2 separate regions of the Homo sapiens genome follow, and region 1 is linked to region 2. Evidence: read pairs that join two places in POLR2A ChIA-PET (ENCODE). Cell type or tissue: OCI-LY7. All regions are shown on one strand. Links, peaks and the distances in the headings refer to the core of each region. The heading gives the core; the rest is flanking DNA.

Region 1 (10,023 bases), core at 774-8,773, 740 kb after region 2:
CAGGGTCATATCAAGCAAAACCTGTTTATCTAATCTGTCTGACTCACCCTAACCTTCCTGCTGCAAGTCTCAGTTTAACCCATCGTAATCGTATTGTCAAAATAATTGCCTGTAATCCCAGCACTTTGGGAGGCCAAGGCAGAAGGATCACTTGAGCACAGGGGTTTGAGACTAGCCTGGGCAAAATGGTGAAACACTGGCTCTATAAAATATATACAAATTAGCTGGGTGTGGTGGTGCCCACCTGTAGTCCCAGCTACTCAGGAGCATGAGGTGAGAGGATGACTTGAGCTAAGGAGTTCAAACCTGCAGCAAACCCTGATGACGCCACTGCACTCCAGCCTGGGCAACAGAATGAGACCCTGTCTCAAAAAATAAATAAATAAGCTGCGTGTGGTGGTGTGTGCCTGTAGTCCCAGCTGCTTGGGAGGATGAGCCATTGAGCCTTGGAGGTCAAGAGGTCAAGGCTGTACTGAGCTGTGATCTTGTCACTGAATTCCAGCCTGGGAGACAGAGTCCTTGTCTTAAAAAGTAATTATAATAAAAATAAAAAGTACAAAACCAACCAAACAAAAAATTGTTTCTTCACTCTGAAATAACAGTGGTTAACACCATGATGCCACTGGAAAGTTAAAAGAAAAACACTCCCTCCTGCTATCAAGATCCAACCTGCCCTCTTGCTCTAAATTTCTGACCCATGGTTTAAATGCCCAAAAGCTGATGTACTCAAGTTATAGCGCACCTACCTGTTTGGCGTTTATTTTTGTCTCTTGAAAAGATCACCATCCATGGCCCTATAAATGTCGAAGGGCATGGAATGATGAAGTGCAATGTCATTATTGTTATGTATCTCTCATCGTTTTACTTCTGGGAAAACTAATTTCATGGTATTCTGAAGAGTAGAGATGATTCAATAAGTGACAGCAGCTGTAGACTTAACTGAGGCCCCTCTCTCTCTCTCTCTTTTTTTTTTTTTTTTTGCCACTCTATGATGCCCTTTTTTTTTTTAAGACCGAGTCTCACTCTGTCACCCAGGCTGGAGTGCAGTGGTGTGATATTAGCTCAGTGCAGCCTCAAACTCCCAGGCTCAAGCAGTCCTCCTACCTCAGCCTCCTGAATAGCTGGGACTAAGGTGTGTGCCACTACACCTGGCTAACTTTGTATTTTTTGTAGAGATGGGGTTTCACCATGTTGCCCAGGCTGGTTTTGAACTCCTGGACTCAGGCAATCCACCTATCTTGGCCTCCTGAAGTGCTGGGACTACAGGTGTGAGCCACCATGCCTGGCTGTAATGCCCTTTCAATTGGACTTTTGGGCATTCTTAAAAATTCCTCAGTGAGGTGGCTTCTTTCCTCCCCTGTCCCCTGCTTGGGACAGGACTATCCGGGAATGAGCCTTTCTGGCAAAGAAGGACACCCTTGACTTAGCTTTTGATCATCGATGCTTTCAAGAAGAAAGATTAAAAAAACTTTTTATCTGAGGAATGTGAGCCCTTTCAAATGATCAGGCCCAGAGAGACGTTAAATCGAGACAGCAACCACTTTCCGCTCCTTCCTTTTGAGCTGCGCTGAGCTATGTATTCATCCGTTGAAACTGCTTGCTATTGCCTTAAGTAGCTGTAAATTAACCTAATAATGCCACACCAATCCCTATACCCCCATACCCTATAACTTAACAACATATAGCCAATCACCAAGCAATGTTATTTCTGTAAACCAATGAGAATTCCTGATAGGCACCTATCAGCCCACTGTCTGTCCCTGCTTTTGAACTTTAAAAACCTGCTTGTGGGCAGGGTGCGGTGGCTCACGCCTGTAATCCCAGCACTTTGGGAGGCCGAGGCAGGCGGATCATGAGGTCAGAAGATCCAGACCATCCTGGCTAACACGGTGAAACCCCGTCTCTATTAAAAAAATACAAAAAAATTAGCTGGGCGTGGTGGCGGGTGCCTGTAATCCCAGCTACTAGGGAGGCTGAGGCAGGAGAATGGCGAGAACCCGGGAGGCGGAGCAGAGTTCGCGCCACTGCACTCCAGCCTGGGCGACAGAGTGAGACTCCGTCTCAAAATAAATAAATAAATAAAAAATAAAAAATAAAAACCTGCTTGTGACAAAGGCCAAAGGGAGCTCAGATCCAAGCTTCCTTGGTGTGAGTCTTCCAGGCAGTTGTCTTCATGTTGACTCAAGTAAACTCTAAATTATATTTTGTGCTTCAGCCTCCTTCTTTTAGGTCAACATGTTCAACAACAGTAGAAGAAATACATAAGTTAATGTATATTCCTACAAAGGAATACACGTAGAACCAAATAACCATATGAATAACATGAAAAATTCATAGACATAGGACTGAGTGAAAGAAGTCAGACCTATGCCTCTGCTTCTGCAACCGCCTTTGCAAAAATTACAACTGGGACAATTACCACAGTGAAAGAGATCTGATCTAACTGATTCCATCTTGCTTCTAACGTACAAGCTGTCCTTGTTGATTGCTGGGCACAGGCCGAAATAACTTTGGGAGGAAATTAGTTTATGGTTTAGCTGTGAAACAAAGATGATAATATCCCTTTCCCAAAGCAAACCCCTTTCCTGCCTGGGGACTAGACTGCCTTTGCCGGACTAACAAATTAGCCACGAGATTAGAAATTATGGTTTAGGAGTCATGTAGCCTCTGGCTGCAAGATTCTAAACCTCCCCAAATTGTTCCTGGAGATCACATCGTTATTGGAAAACCTAAGATCAGTGCTTGAGATATTTTGCCGACCCTGCACTCAGTGGATCAGCTGGCACCAGCTAGACTGATAACCTGGCTCAGCTGGTCTTGTGGCCCCCAAGCAGGAACTGACCCAGCACAAGACCACAGCTTCAGCTCCCTGTGATTTCATCTCCGACCTGGCCAAGCAGAACTCTCAATTCACCGGCCCCCAATCACCAAATAAAGAGTGCAGCTCTTTATTGCAATTCCCCTGTGTCGAAAAATTGGCTCTGTCTAGGCAGCAGGCAGGGTGTACCTGTTGGGCAGTAACACTCCCCCCAAAACCCACTACAGACTGTGACTCAGCTTATATGAAAGTAAAGGGCAGGAAAAACTTGCCTGATAGATTTGCAGAGACGGGGGTGGAAACCATTAATAAGTCTGTGGAGTATTCTCAGAGTTTGGTGTTGTAGTCTACATATTAAAAGTAATCAGTTAAACACCTGAAATAAAACTTCTCCCAAATATTTTTGCCAAATTTGGATGACTGTGTTTCTGTCTTCGCAGCATATAAAGTGTTAACATGAGGTAAGCGCTAAGGTCTAGAGAAGGCAGTGAAGAGATGACAAACTCCAGCACCATGCCTGAATGTCCAGTGTGCTCTGCTGGGGCAGCACATTTTTGTACATTGCTGTATCTGAAAAAAACCCTACAAGATTCATGAAACTGGACGACCGTCTTTATAATACTCCTAGTGATAAAACAAGTAAGGATGGCTGGTTTGCAGTCATCTGAGCAGCCTCTCTAGTTTCATAGATACGGTTTCTCTCTGATATTGAACGACTTCCAAATGTCAAGCGAAATGCTACATCACAAGGATAACCGTATGTGAAAAGAACCGTTTTTCTTTGTAATCCTAAACTTTCTAGTCTGAGCTTTAAAAGCCATTATTTGAAGAAAAGCGCACAGGCTCCAGCTGGCCGCCAAAGGGGTCCTTTGCATCACAGGCTAAGAACCTACTTCTTTGGGAGAGACCAGGGACGGGGATGGGAGGGAAAGGAGGTAGAGTCAGGTGTCACTTCCTCCGCCCGCTCCCACAGCTGGTTGGTCGGCCGAGTGGCAGAGGGTGGGGCGGAAGAGCAGACGGGGACGGGAAAGGCGCTGTCGGTGACATCACAGATAGGGCGATTCCTATGCAGAGGAGGCAGCTCAGGGGCTGCTGCTTCACCACGAAAGATTTCTCGTGCTGTGGGAGCTAGTCCAGGACCTCCGGTTGGACGTGATAGTCCCAGCTGTGTGTCAGGGCTAGGAAGACTTGAGGCGGCATGGGGGCGGGGTGGGGGAATGCGCGGGCCAAGTGACCATGCGTGTAAGGGGTGAGGCGTATGGAGCTGTGGCAGGGCGGAGGGGCGTTCATTCATACTTACGTAACAGGAGAAAATACGGCCATGAAGTTGGTGTTTCTCGGGGGCGATTTCTCCATTGTACTCAGTATGTGCTGACTGACTCCTGTTACTTCCACATGTGGGGAAACTGGACTGTAATTTGTGGTGGTGGGGAATTGCGTTCGCGCTTTCTTCTGGAGGTTGTAGTGCAAAAAGCAGTTTGTCTACCAAGTGATACTTTCAGCTTTTACAAATGCTGAACAATATCCATGGTGTGTTTTCATGTCACCTCCTCTCCCTTCTTTGTTAGAAAAAAATGGAAGAGCACGTGGATGTTTTGAGATGAGAAGAGGTGCGTTCACCACCTTCACATCCGTGTAGGCTTGTTATTAAGGGAAAGGGAACAAAGGAGTCTCACTTATGTAAGATGACCTTACATGAGAAGAAGAAATTCGAGTTGGTGAAAAGAAAGAAATTCAATTTCAGCCGGGCGCGGTGGTTGACACCTGTAATTCCAGCACTTTGGGAGGCCGAGGCAGGCGGATCACGAGGTCAGGAGATCAAGACCATCGTGGCTAACACGGTGAAACCCCGTCTCTACTAAAAAATACAAAAAAATTAGTTAGGTGTCGTGGCGGGTGCCTGTAGTCCCAGTTACTCGGGAAGCTGAGGCAGGAGAATGGCGTGAACCTTGGAGGCGGAGGTTGCAGTGAGCCGAGATCGCACCACTGCACTCTAGCCTGGGGGACAGAGCGAGACTCCGTCTCAAAAAAAAAAAAAAAAAAAAAAAAGAATTCAATTTCAACAGTCTAATATCCTGGCATGCAAGAGAGAAATTCTAAGACTGTCTCAACTGTAGAAATGTTCAGGGGGAAAAAAAAATAGATGATTATTTATTCTGGTTCATTCATTGTCTCGTTGAGTTTGTCAGATGCCAGGTGAGGTGCCTTACATGTGTTCATAACCTCAAGACATAAAAGGGAAGGAATTTTAGAATGATTCAATGATATCACTGTTTTGCCTAATAAGCAAATAATTCAGTAAGAGACACTTATTAACAAATCTAAGAATAAAGTTTCCTTTTTAATCACAAAATTGCCTTTCTTCACATTATCTTTCTTTACATTCTTTGACAAAGTACCCCAACCCATCAATATTGTCTGTCTTATCCAAACTGAAGGATGATAATCCAGATTTAAGAAAATATCTATCAAAATAATGACAACATTGAGCATGTACTCAGTATCTGCTGGGTATAGGGCACAACAAATATCTCTCGAGTTAGTACCAGGCCCTGTGCTGAGGCCTCCACTCCTCTCTAGCTCATGTGCACTGAGCAGCGAGTGCCACTGGCTCCTTGAAAGCTGCTCAGGCACCACCGTTTTTAATTCCCATGAGAGGTGCTGTGTGCACCCCAGTGGACAGATGAGGGAATGGAGAGCAGGTGGATACCCTTGGGTAGAGAGCCACACACGGTTGGATCCAGCTCTAGAAGGACTGACCCCTTCTCTACCCGACTCGAGAAAGCCCACTGTCAATGATCTCGACCTCTACTTTATGTCTCCTATTTCTGGAACGGAAATGACCTCATGCATATTTCAAATTCTCCAGCTTTTCCTTGCCTTTCCTCCATCTTGTCAGTACTCAAATAGGAAAATGATATATACATATATGTTGATCATGTACACTTAATTTCCTAGTTGTAATTAAGTATAAATTTCAGGCAAAATGCTAACTTGAATATATTTTTATGTTAAAACTTTTCCATATTTCATTCACTTATCATTAAGAAAGCAAAACCTTTGCACAAAATATTGTGCTAGCCTTTGCCAGGAGACAGAAATGAGGAGTCATGGGCTGTGTTCTTCAGGAGTGTTGAGTTCTCCCGAGAGTGTGAGAATACACAGGTAAGCCCAATAGAAAGCAAAAGTCAGGGCCGGGCATGGTGGCTTATGCCTGTATTCCCAACACTTTAGGAGGCCGAGGTGGGCAGATAACTTGAGGTCAGGAGTTCGAGACCAGCATGGCCAACATGGTGAAACCCCATCTCTACTAAACACACACACACACACACACACACACACACACACACACAAATTAGCTGGGTGTGGTGGGATATACTTATAATCCCAGCTACTTGGGAGGCTGAGGGAGGAGAATCACTTGAACCAAGGAGGCAAGGGTTGCAGGAGGCAGTGATTGTGCCACTGCACTCCAGCCTGGGTGACAGAGCAAGACTCTTGTCTCAAACAAGCACACAAACCAAAAGCAAAAGTCAGATGACTAAGGCAGTGATGATTGCCACATCCTGTGCAGGGCAGCCTCTGGGATTTGTCTCAAAACACACTCGATCTAGTTCTTGACACCCATTGAGATGGATGCTAGGCTATAGGCAGTTACATAAGATCTTCGAGCCTCAGTTTCCTTATCTCTGAAGTGAGAAAAGTAATATTGATATTGTTAAAAAGGCATGAGATTTAGATATAAGTAAAATACTTGTATTTTACTTAGTACCTACTTAATCTTCATGAGTGAGTCAAAGAAAGCAAGTAGAATTAGGCAGGGTTGTGCGGATGGGGAGAGGCAAGCTGTGCTAAAGACAGGGGAAATGAGCAGATAGAATGCAGGGCTAAACACAGATACCTACAACCTGCAGCAGAGGCAACTTACTGAGCTTAACATAGAGAATACAAGTCACTTTAAAATGTACAGCTCTATGTTACTTTTCACCCCACAATAAAATCGGTCCTTACCTAGAAAAAAGTAAAGATAAAAATGAAAGAAAAGAGGAGTGGGGGAAGTAACATACATGTGTACACATTCAGACCTTTGGCATGCTTACATCAGAGAAAGAACACTTTTGCAAGTTTTCTTGGCACAACGAATGGTAATAATTTTTAAGTCTATTGTGTCTGTCCTCTATTCATATATTCTGAAACTGCTGACCTCTCATTGACAACAGTATGCCTCTTTTTCTAAGATTAGAAATTTTAAAATGTAATTGCTGATAATAAACAATGGACATTATGCTAAGCGAAGTGAGCCAGTCAAAAAAATAAACAAACAAACAAACAAATAAATACTACATGATTCAACTCATTTTAGGTTGGTGCGAAGTTATTGTGGTTTTTGCCATTAAAAGTAATATAAAGTACCTGGAATAGTCAAATGTATAGCAAGAGAAAATAGAATGGTGCTTGCCAGGGGCTGGAGGGAAGGAGAAATGGGGTTGTTGTTCAGTGGGTGCAGGGTTTGAATTTTGCAAGATGAAAGGGTTCTGTGGCTGGATGGTGGTCATGGCTTCACAGCACTGTCAACGTGCATGATGCCACTGACCTGCGCACATCTTAAGTGGTTAATGATCAATTTTATGTCATATGTATTTTTTCACATTTGAAAACACTTTTAAAAACCATTCTTGTTAGTATTTAAAGAACTGCAAGATAAAAAAGAGACATTTTTAAAGTATGAAGTCGTGTGCACAGGTTCATCGTCTAGGTGTGTACTCATGAAAACAAATCTCTTGTGTTGCAGATAGCGCTCGTTAAGGTTGATTTCTGCATATCAGTGAGAGTTCAGTGATCTTACATTCAACATAAATATGACAACTTTACAAACATCCCCCCTTTCATCCACTGAGTGAGTTTATCAGGAAAACCCAACAAAATCCTTCCAGGCCTCCCTGGGGGAAGGTACACAGTCCCCTGCTCTGGAGGAGGATATGGAGGCAGACATGGAGGCTCACGCTGGTTAAGGGAGTTTTCCAAAGTCACCAGCAGCAAGGAACCTTCTGAAACTGCTGACAAGTCCGTGCTTTTCCCACGTCCACTTACATTATTTAGGCAAGACCCACTTGGGAATCTATTTTTTCAAGGCATGATCAGGACTAGGTTCAGGATGGTAGAGCAGGGCTGTTTTTGAAAGGCGGTCTCTTTCTCTTTGCACCAAGCTTTCCGTAAGTGTGTGGGTGACCCTCCCAACTTCCTCCTCTCTCCCACAACCACGGCCCTCGCTGCTTCTCTCAGCTTCTCTCCCCGACACCTGGACACTCCTCTTGGCTACCTGGGGGCTGGCATTGTGGGAGGCAGCCGACGCCAGTGGGTGCTGCTGGGATCCCTGCCCACACCCAGCAGTTGCCTGGAGATGGAGGTATGCCAGGTATGTGGGCCAACAGCTGCAGAGTTGCCACTGACAGGCCGGAGGAGGATTCTTTGTCAGTGACCGCACCAGCCCGAGCCCCTGCCAGCTGTCCCACTCAGTATGCCCTGGCTTCCAGGGCCCCAGCCAAGGAAGGGTGTGGACATGAGATACAGTGGTGGCCACAAGGCAGGGGTCAAGGGGAAGGCAGGCTGATACTAGCAACAGAGTAAATGACACTTCAGAAGCGTCCTCTCTTACAAACAAGAGCAACTGTGTGTGTCCCAGTGAGTATGGGAAGCTCAGTCTCCTAACATCATTCAAGGGTCTCCAAGTGACTGTGCATACAGTTTTAAAAATATCACCGAACTTGTTTTTCTTACCCCAGCCATTTTTTATAACTATATCTAGGGAATGGGTTGGTTGACTCTAAAGAGCAAGGAACTAAAGAAAAGATAAACATGGAAACTTCAGGTTTTCCAGAATCTTGCATATTTCCCTCCTGTTTCCCTATTATAATTTACATTTAAAATGGAGAGATATGCAGTTTAAGCCAAATGTTTTGAGTCATGAAAACAAGTGAAACTCTTTTGCCTGTTCATGATAAACCTTCAGATTTGGTGACTTCTTTCCACCAAGGCAAGATAGGTTTCACTGGGGGGAACTGAACTGGTGTGGTGTTTTCTGCCTTCAGCCATCTGTGTGTACACTGTGACAATATGGTTCTGTGCTGGATGAGACGCCTACTATTTTTTCATCTCACTAAAGAGCCTCAAGTTTCTCAGCTACAACCTGGAGGAAGTGTCTGAAAGCTGATTTTCTGATGCCCAGCCCCAGGACTCCTTTTCCACTGCACAATATCAGACCTGCTTTTCTCTAAATCAGAATTAGGCACGCCACTCCAGATGAAAGAGCCCTGTCGTTGAAATGCCTTTCTTTGGCCCACACTAAGTATACTTTCTGCTCCCGTTTGAACTCAAATATCATGTATATTTTAACAGCTGCTGCTCTCTAAGCAAACTGATTCACATAGAAAATCCAGGATTGTGACTACTTATTTTTTCCTCTCTACACATGAAACAGATTCCCTGGAAACACAGTTATCTTAAGTAGCTGGAATTGTCTAACTTCGGTTACTTTATTATTTACAAATCAGCCAGGTGAGAACAAGAAAGTGAAAAGCAGGAAACAAGATAGGCAGAGAAACAAAGGGCTCGATCGCAAGAGCAGCAAGATGCCTGAGCAGATCCACAGGGTTCTCAGGGCTGCAGCAAAAATCAAAGAACAGTCGTGGTCTCAGGGCTCGCCATAGATCAGACCACGGCTTCCAACCATGCCACAGGCTGTCTGTGTGTTCCCTGCACACCATTCATTTTTGTCCTTCTATTTTAATGATCTGAAACCAAGTTTGGGCCATGTGTAGACAGGCCATTCGGAGGAGGCTTCGGGAAGGAGGGCGCATCTGAGACTAGTTGTAAAAGATGAGGAGGATTTCCACAATCGCTCAAAGGAAAGGGGCATTTCAGAAAGAGAGAAGAGCACGTTCACGTGAGCCCAGATAGGAGCACGGGGCACACGCATGAAACTTCCTGATGCTGGAGTTCACGCGCACGGTGGACGCAGGCTTGGCAGCCCGCAAGGCAGAAGGGGAGGTGGTGCGGGAACCGTGGCTGCTCTAACAAACTTGAGCTCCATTCTGCAGGCTCAAGGAGACATGGAGTAAGAGGAAGGACTCCTTGGGTGCATTGTTCATGGGAGGACAAATTAGAAAGGGGATTATCTCATGGCAGGCAGCCACTTCCAAGTAGGG
Region 2 (10,023 bases), core at 898-8,897:
CTTTCAAGGGATTTTTGCCTACTGAAAAAATATTACTCTCACTCAAAGAATTGTGGCCTGACAAGAAATCTACAAGAGTCTTGGACACAGAGGCCAAAACATCATAACGTCTGGATTATTCAGGCTAAAGTAATATCACCTGTGGGTTACCCACAGCCCAGTCCTCAGCTTCAGACAATGCCGGAGTCACTAGTGTTCTGTTTTCTTTCCTCTATCATTCCTATTCAAAAATTCTAAAAATTTGGAGTTCCATTTCTCTTAAGAAGACATGAATACATTAGTACAGTAACATATTTATTTCTACTTCCTTGAAATTTTATTGAGAAATCCATCATTTTCCAAACTTTTCTTTCTATTGGTGTAAAACAGGGATGAATGGCCATGAGCACTTCATTGCCTCATCTCAGGTGACACTTTTTTGCCCTTTGAAAAGCCTATAATGTACTTTATAATGTAGTTTAACTTTTCCACTTCACCTCATGTAAACAAACTGATTTTCCAACTTATCAACACAGTATGAACATTTCTCCAAGTCAATTAACAGAGGAAATATCACTTTAAATGAATGCACAGTTTCTCTATATAGAGAAAAATAATATGTGTGCATATATGCATGTGTAAATATATGTATATGAGTAAATTCTACAAGTTTTTAAACTATCTTTTTACTGATGGAGACTCATCATGGTTTTTTTCCCCCTGTACTACAAACAAAGTAGCCATAAACATTCTAACATTCTGGAGTATGGTATCCCTTATATGAAATGCTTGGGACCAAAAATATTGTAGATTTTGGATTTTTTCAAATTTTGAAATATTTTCATATCATAACATGATATGTTAGGAATGAGACCCAATCTAAATTTATTTACATTCCCTACATATAGTATACATGTAGCCTGAAGGTAATTTTATGTATTTGTAAAATTTTGTGCAAGAAACAAAATTTTGACTGTCTTTTGGCTGTGACCAGTCATATAATGTCATATGTGAAATTTTTCACCTGTGGCATCATATCAGTGCTCAAAATGTTTCCAATTTTGAAGCATTTCAGATTTCAGATTTTTTAGTTGACCTTGGAACAACATGGGTTTCAACTGTGCAGGTCCGCCTACACTGGTATTTAAAAAAAAAAAAAATATATCAGAAAAAGTTTTGGAGAATTGCAATTGAAAAAACTAACAGACTAACTGCATAGCCTAGAATATAAAAAAAAAATTAAGAAAAAGCTATGTACATCCTGAATGCATAAAGTATATGTATATATTAATCTATTTTATCATTTACTACCATAAAATATACACAAATCTATTATAAAAAGTTAAAACTTATCAAAATGTATGCACACAAACCGTACAAGTCACTATTTGCAGTCAAGAGAAACATAAACAAACATAAAGATGCTGTATTAAACCACAACTGCATACAATTAACTATAGCACATACTGTACTACCCAAATAATTACTTTTATTTTATTTTTATAAATGTGCTAGGTACAAGCATAGTTTTATTATATGATTGTTTTGTTATTTGGATATATTGCTAGTGGTGAAGTCTGAGGTTTTACTGTACTCATCACCCCAATAGTGAACATTGTACCCAATAATCATTTTTCAACCCTCACTCCCCTCCAACCCTGGCATCTTTTGGAATATTCTCCAGCGTCTACTTTCCAGTGTATGTACTATTATAATAATTTTGTAGCCACCCCCTGTTGCTACTGTGGAGAGCTCATGTTGCCAGTATCTGCCATGAGCACTTGGTCTCTTCAGTAAATTCTGTATCTAAGTAAATAGTGTGTTCTCTCACAGTTCTCTTTTCATTGTGCTTAGTGTAATACTATAAATCTTGAATAACACCATGAGACCAATACAAAGTGCCACAAGTGATGCTGGGAGTGCTCCCAAGAAGCAGAGAAAAGTTGTGACATTATGAGAAAAAGTTAGATTGCTTCCTATAGATTGAGTTCTTCAGCTGCCTGCCATTTCAAAATAAATGAATCCAGTGTAAGGTCCCTTAAAAAAAAAAAGAGAAATTCATAAGGCCTCATTTCGTGCCAACAGGCATGAAAACCTTGTCCTTTCTTATCTCATATTCAAAATGCAGCTTTTATGTGGGGTACAGAATTGCTATAAGAAAGACATACCTATAGACTCTTATTTGATTCAAGAAATAGCGAAGTCATTATTTGACAACTTAAAGTAAAAGCAAGGTGAAAGATCTAAAGCTGGAGAATTTAATGGCAGCAAAGGATGATTTGATAATTTTAGAAAGTGGTTTGGTTTTAAAAATGTCAGGATAATGGGAGTAGCAACTTCTGCCAACCAAGAACCAGCAAGTGAATTCTCAAATGCCGTTAAGAAAAACATTGAGGAGAAAGGATATCTGCCTGAATAGGTATTAATGCAGCTGAAAGTGCCCTATTCCAGGGGGAAAAATAAAAGCCACAAAGATCATTTATTAGTAAGGAAGAGAAGCAAGCACCAAGATTTAAGGCAGGAAGGGATAGGCTAACTCTACTGCTTTGTGCAAATGTAGTCGGGTTTATGATCAGGGCTGCCCTTAACTATAAAGCTGCTAACCCCTGAGTCTTGAAAGGGAAAAGAGAAACACTAGTTGCCAGTCTTTTGGTTGTACAACAAGAAGGCCTGGACTATGAGAATGCTTTTTCTGGATTAGTTCCATCAGTGCTTTGTCCCTGAAGTCAGAAGTACCTTGCCAGTAAGGGACTGCTTTTTAAAGTTTTTTGTTGTTGTTGTTTAATTGGAAAATGCCCCCTGGCCACCCAGAACCCCATGAGTTCAACACCAAAGGCACTGAAGTGTTCTCCTTTTCCCCCAAACACATCTCTACTTCAGCCTCTAGATAAGGGAGTCATAAGGACCTTTAAGGCTCTACATATGGCACTCTATGGAAAGGTTTGTCAACATTGCAAAAGAGAAACCCAATAGAGAGAACATCATGGAAGTCTGGAAGGCTTACACCTTTCAAGATGTCATCAGTTGATAGAGAAAACCATGAAACTCAAAACAATAAATTCCTGCTGGACAAAAGCACAATTTGTGTCCAGATGTTGTGCATAGCTACAGAATTACGACAAACCCAATTTAGAGAAAACCATGGAAAGAAGTATGGATATGAAGGGAAAAAAAGGTGTGGAGTGAAGGGTTGTAAGATATGGATCTTGGAGGAATTTAAGAGCTAATACACACCACACCAGAGGAATTAACAAAAGATGACTTCATGGAGATGAGTGCTTCCTAACCAGTGCCAGATAATGAGGAAGAAGACATAGGAAAAGCAGTGCCAGAAAACAAATTGGCATTCAACAATCTGGCAAAAAAGCTTTGATTATTCAAGACTACTTTTGACTTCTTTTATGACATAGACCGTTCCATGATACAGGAACTGAAACTAAAGCAAATGGTGGAAGACGGATAGGTACTACACTGAAATGTTTTTAGAGAAATGAAAAAGCAAAATAGACAGAAATAATGATGTATTTTTGTAAAGTTTCACCAAGTGTGCTTGCCTCTTTTGCTTCCCCTTCCATCCCTTCACCCTCTTCCACCTCTGCTACCCTAAGACACAAAGACCAGCTCCTCCTCCTCCTCCTCTGCCTACTCAACATGAACACAACAATGATGAAGACCTTTAAGATGATCTACTTCCACTTAATGAATGGGTCATATATTTTCTCTTCCTTACAATTTTCTTGATTATAATTTCTTTTCTGTAGCTTAGTTTATTGTAAGAATACAGTATATAATACACATAGCATGCAAAATATGTCTTAAATGTAACGCATGTTATCAGTAAGCCTTCTGGTCAACAATAGGTTATTAGTAGTTTGGGGGGAATCAAAAGTTGTATGCAGATTTTTCACTGTGTGGGAGGCCAGCTCCCCTAACCCTATGTTGTTCAAGGGGCAACAATATTCTTTCTCACTGGCACTTTACTTTCCATAAATTCAAATCCCAAAAGTAGAACTGCAAGTTCAAAAGGATTTTTAAAAAAATAATTACTGTCAGATTACAGAAAGTTTCCAATTTACATTTTCACTACCAATGTACAATGTTGGCGTCCCTGAATCCTTATCAGCAATGAATTTTTAAATATACTATAAGAGATGAAAAAATTTTTTTTAAATTTGGAATTCCCTGATCACTAATGAAGTTAAGCATCAATATTATTCCTTTAATATGCAAATGCTGAAAATACATTTAACTATAATAGATGTCAAAAATCTGTAAATCAGGCTAGGTGTGGTAGGCACTCACCTGTATTCCCAGCCACTGGGAGACTTGAGTCCAGGAGTTCCAGACTGTAGTATGCAATGATCAAGCCTGTGAATAGCCACTGCACTCCAGCATGGACAACATAGCAAGACCCCATCTTTTTTTAAAAAAAAGAGTCTATAAGACAAAGGTCCTCATAAATTAAGAGAAGCCAAGACAGTCACTGTGACTGCAGAATATTTTAATTTTTTTTATTATACTTTAAGTTCTAGGGTACATGTGCACAACGTGCAGGTTTGTTACATATGTATACATGTGCCATGTTGGTGTGCTGCACCCATTAACTCATCTTTTACATTAGGTATATCTCCTAATGCTATCCCTCCCCCAGCCCCCCACCACAGAGCAGGCCCCAGTGTGTGATGTTCCCTTTCCTGTATCCATGTGTTCTCATTGTTCAATTCCCACCTGTGAGTGAGAACATGTGGTGTTTGGTTTTTTGTCCTTGTGATAGTTTGCCGAGAATGATGGTTTCCAGCTTCATCCATGTCCCTACAAAGGACATGAACTCATCCTTTTTTATGGCTGCATAGTATTCCATGGTGTATATGTGTCACATTTTCTTAATCCAGTCTATCACTGATGGACATTTGGGTTGGTTCCAAGTCTTTGCTATTGTGAATAGTGCCGCAATAAACATACGTGTGCGTGTGTCTTTATAGCAGCATGATTTATAATCCTTTGGGTATATACCCAGTAATGGGATGGCTAGGTCAAATGGTATTTCTAGTTCTAGATCCTTGAGGAATCACCACACTGTCTTCCACAATGATTTAACCAGTTTACAGTCCCACCAACAGTGTGAAAGTGTTCCTATTTCTCCACATCCTCTCCAGCACCTGTTGTTTCCTGACTTTTTAATGATCGCCATTCTAACTGGTGTGAGATGGTATCTCATTGTGGTTTTGATTTGCATTTCTCTGATGGCCAGTGATGATGAGCATTTTTTCATGTGTCTGTTGGCTGCATAAATGTCTTCTTTTGAGAAGTGTCTGTTCATATACTTCGCCCACTTGTTGTTGGGGTTGTTTGTTTTTTCTTGTAAATTTGTTTGAGTTCATTGTAGATTCTGGATATTAGCCCTTTGTCAGATGAGTAGATTGCAAAAATGTTCTCCCATTCTGTAGGCTGCCTGTTCACGCTGATGGCAGTTTCTTTTGCTGTGTAGGAGCTCTTTAGTTTAATTAGATCCCATTTGTCAATTTTGGCTTTTATTGCCATTGCTTTCAGTGTTTTAGACATGAAGTCCTTGCCATGCCTGTGTCCTGAATGGTATTGCCTAGGTTTTCTTCTAGGGTTTTTATGGTTTTAGGTCGAACATGTAAGTCTTTAATCCATCTTGAATTAATTTTTGTATAAGGTGTAAGGAAGGGACCCAGTTTCAGCTCTCTACATATGGCTAGCCAGTTTTCCCAGCACCATTTATTAAAGAGGGATTCCTTTCCCCATTTCTTGCTTTTGTCAGGTTTGTCAAAGATCAGATGGTTGTAGATGTGTGGTGTTATTTCTGAGGGCTCTGTTCTGTTCCATTGGTCTATATCTCTGTTTTGGTACAACTACCATGCTGTTTTGGTTACTGTAGCCTCGTAGTCTAGTTTGAAGTCAGGTAGCGTGATGCCTCCAGCTTTGTTCTTTTCACTTAGGATTGACTTGGCAATGCGGGCTCTTTTTTGTTTCCGTATGAACTTTAAAGTAGTTTTTTTCCAATTCTGTAAAGAAAGTCATTGGTAGCTTGATGTGGATGGCATTGAATCTATAAATTACCTTGGGCAGTATGGCCATTTTCACGATATTGATTCTTCCTATCCATGAGCATGGAATGTTCTTCCATTTGTTTGTGTCCTCTTTTATTTCCTTGAGCAGTGGTTTGTAGTTCTCCTTGAATAGGTCCTTCACATCCCTTGTAAGTTGGGTTCCTAGGTATTATTTCAAATATTATTGTAAAACAATGAGATATTGAAACATACATTGGAGCAAACTCTTCTTCATCTTTAAATCCTTTCAGCACAGAGACAATCAACTGACTGTCTGGGTACTACCTGACCACTATTGGAGTCTCTTTCATCTGCCTGAGTCTGTGCAACAATATGAAATTATAATTTTACTATGCACCTAAACGTTCCTCAATATATTGAATTCTTACAGAATTTGAAGAGTCATATTTTGTAAATCCAGTTACCTTTTTCCACTACTCTAGGCCTCATATACTATCTGGCCTAAGGGTTAAAGGTCCATAATTGAATAAGCCAAACTTGTTAATTTGAGGGTAAAGCATGTCAAGAAATCTGGCCTTAATGTCCAATGAACTTATGTCATATTAAGTAGCTGGATAGAAACATGCATTCCAAAGTGGATACTGTTTATCAGGCTCAGTGCTCTATTCTTGACAGTAAATCCCAGAATAGGGTGGATGCTTTAATTTTGTATTAAATAGTATTAGGTGTAATATCAAAACCACTAAGGGAACACTAATGATGAGAATAGGAACACTAGCTGTGGAGCTGGCAATTTTCTATAGAAATCCTATCTCTTTCAATTGCCTGTTTAGTGGGCAAGTGTTTCAGTTCCTATAATATCTAAATTGGAGAAAATCACCCCACCTACTTCTTCAGGTGTTATGATAATTATGAGGGATAACATCTTTTTAAGTGTTTAACACAATTCCTCACACATAGAAAGCAATAATAAACATTGGCTAGCATTGTAAGGATGGATTATTGTCTTCCAATGTGTTTTCATACATTTTCTTTCTGGGATCTTGAGTGAAACATGTGGATCTAGAACAAGAACAAAATGATGTTACCTTGATGATCTCTATGTAGGGTCACACTCAAGGCATCTTAAAATATTTTGCTGGCCAACAAAAGACACCTCCTGTTCTAATTGGGCATTGTCCTTTTCTTTAAACTATGCAGACAAACAATATTATAAAGTGAGAACATCCGCATAAAAAACCTAAACATAAATCTTAATAGTGAGTTCATGAAAATTCTTACTGATGAAATGGCAATGTCACAGACTGACTGTTTATGTCCCCCCAAATTTGTATATTGAAATCCTAACCCCCAAGCTACTCGTGTTAGGAGATAGAGCCTTGGGGAGGTGATTAGGTCATGAGGACAAGATTCTCATGAATGGGATTTGTGCCCTTATAAAAGAGATCCCAGAGAGCTCATTGGCCCCTTCCAAAGTATGGGGATACAGCAGGAAGTTGCCATCTATGAGCCAGAAGGGTGAACCTCACCCCAGATGCTGAATCTGCCTTAATATTGGACTTCCCAGCCTGCACAACTGTAAGAAATTTCTGTTGTTTATAAGTTACTCAGCTTGTGGTATTTTGTTACAGCAGCCTACACAGACTAAGACAAGTAGCATTTTGAGGATTAAAATTTCTTCATAAATGAATAGAGTATGCCCTGTTAAACCATATTCTCAGCTAACCCCATTTACTCACTGTTCCTCTTTATTTTAGTTTCACATTTTTGCTATTTATCTCTGTAATTTTATTCATTCTTCACAATTTGCCATTCTTATACTTCGAATCATGTTATCAGTTTATAATACCTCCATCAAATGATAGTCTGCATTTGTTTATCCTTGGCTGATTCAAAACACTTGGCATAATTTCCTTAAAGGAAATCATCTTCATCCCACCTCACAACACTGTATTATTTTCAATTAATTTCCAATAAACTCTTAATTGTCCATGCTCTGTCAGAGTTGGCAGAGTTAATCCCTGTTTAAGCTAATAGGTTCAACTTCTTCAACAAACAAATCTTTCATGAAAGCTGCTGACAAGCCAGAGTATTAATTAAATCTAGTTTCATTGCTTCTCAATTTCCTTGATCTTTCTCTCTTGTTCTTTGGGAAACAAACAGTCACAGAGTTCTGGCGCTAATAAATACTATAAAAAGTAGGAAATACAGTCTAAAGAAGCAGAATATTCTGTTTAAAGTTGATGTGGTGCTTTTTGTGCACCAAGCATTGGCTCAAAAGCCTGAAAATTAGGCAGCAATACTTCCTAAGCTCATCTTCAACCATAAGGCAGAAAAGCCAAACATATCTGAAAATATAATATCACTGGTACCTTATACCAGCACTAAGAATAAGAAAACCCTGGAAAGTGGCTCGAGTACAGTATTTTTCTATTGGAATTAATTTTTCAAAATGGAAAGGACTTCATTGTTATTTTTATTATAAAATTAGTATATGTTTATTATTAAAAATAAGTACAAAAATCTCTAAAAGAAAAAGGGAAAAATTACCAGCAGTTCCACATTCCAGATATCATCACTGTTAGCATTTAGGATACAAATATCCAAACACTTTTTCTGTCAATACATGTAATTTTTAAATTTGACCATTACACAATGTACACATGCACTAAAGCACCACACTGTACCCCATAAACATGTGCAATTATTATGTCAATTAAAAACAAAATAAAAGCATTTTACAAAAAATCATGTTTTGTTAATAACTTGTTTTTCTAATTTTATACACCATAAAATAAATGTCTTTACATGACATTTATTTTATGATAATAACTAATTTATTCATTTAAACAGCAAGGTACATTTCATTCTACAGATATACTATATAATATTTACTCCAATCTCTGGATGAGAATTTATGTTGCCCGTAAATATTGTATCACAAACATTATAAGAATAATCTCTGTAAAGGTTTTCTTCCTGAATTATTATTTGGGTAGAAAAATTACTAGAAATAGAATAACTGGGTCAAAGATTAAAGACAATTTAAATTTCAATATATAGAATCAAATTATTCTCCAAAATATTGTACTCTACAGTATTTGAATTTTGATTTTTTTCTCCATTTTCACTACTGCCAATAACTTTAATCTTTGTCGATAAATGAGACAAAAAAGACAAATAATGCAATATTATACAAGGGAGATTAATAGGTAGAAAAAGAAATGCAATGGCCAGGAATAACAGAAGATGTTCAACATCAATCCAACCAAATTATTGAGTCTTTAAAATGCAATAGCAGTCAATGTTAGCAAGAGTGTAGGTATTAGACATTCTCATAGGAATATAAACTAGGGCCATGTTTTAGGATCATATTAGATCACAGCAATTAAAAAATGTTAAATTCATATGTTCTATAGCAACTTCTCAGGTTGGAATTTATCACATGGAGAATCTTGTAAAATACATAAACCAAGATATGTTATTAATGTTATTGGTAGCCTATTGTTTAAATAAAAAATATATTTATACAATACAGTTGTTAAAAGTTAAGAATATCTTGAAGGTAAATTATTAAACAAAAATAGAAAGCCTAGGCCAGGCAAGACTTCATCTCATGCTTGTAATCACAACACTTTTGGAGACTGAGGCGGGAGGATTGCTTGAGCCCAGGAGTTTGAGACCAACCTGGGCAACACGGTGAGACCTCATCTCTAGAAAAAAAAAATACAAAGCCTAGTTCTGAACATCCTTTTGTGTAATACTAAAAGATAAAATTTTATTTTCTAACTTGTTTAAGATCTATATTCTATATGGGGGATGTGTATTAAGGTCATTTTTAAAAAGATACTCAAGAAATTGTCAACAGTGATTATCTTAAGGAGAGATTCTAGATGTCTGGGGGTAAGAGACTAGAGGAAAGAGAATTTTATATTTCATTTTTACCTTTATTTAATTTTTTGATTTTCTTACTGGGTGCATGAATTATATTTTTATGTCAGCATGTTTT

What was found. ChIA-PET counts read pairs that join two places held together with the same protein. Peaks named below come from ENCODE experiments on the same cell type or tissue, not always from the same donor. Only the 100,000 strongest peaks of a DNase experiment are listed, where the experiment ranks them.
Region 1: POLR2A ChIA-PET joins it to region 2 with 5 read pairs; 1 of 35 experiments calls an interaction of 5 or more read pairs at or near these places.

The regions. Positions count from the first base shown.
Region 1 is chr1:144,518,109-144,528,131 of GRCh38, reverse strand. RNVU1-26 (RNA, variant U1 small nuclear 26) reads left to right here and starts at 4,111; the gene lies at 4,111-4,272. In OCI-LY7, for the core only: no CTCF peak of the experiment used is centred there; DNase peaks (open chromatin) are centred at 3,890, 4,115 and 4,396; H3K4me3 peaks cover 897 bases; H3K27ac peaks cover 877 bases.
Region 2 is chr1:145,255,025-145,265,047 of GRCh38, reverse strand. No RefSeq gene overlaps it. Among named protein-coding and RNA genes, the nearest start is that of PPIAL4D, 18 kb to the right of the region's middle. In OCI-LY7, for the core only: no CTCF peak of the experiment used is centred there; no DNase peak of the experiment used is centred there; H3K27ac peaks cover 443 bases.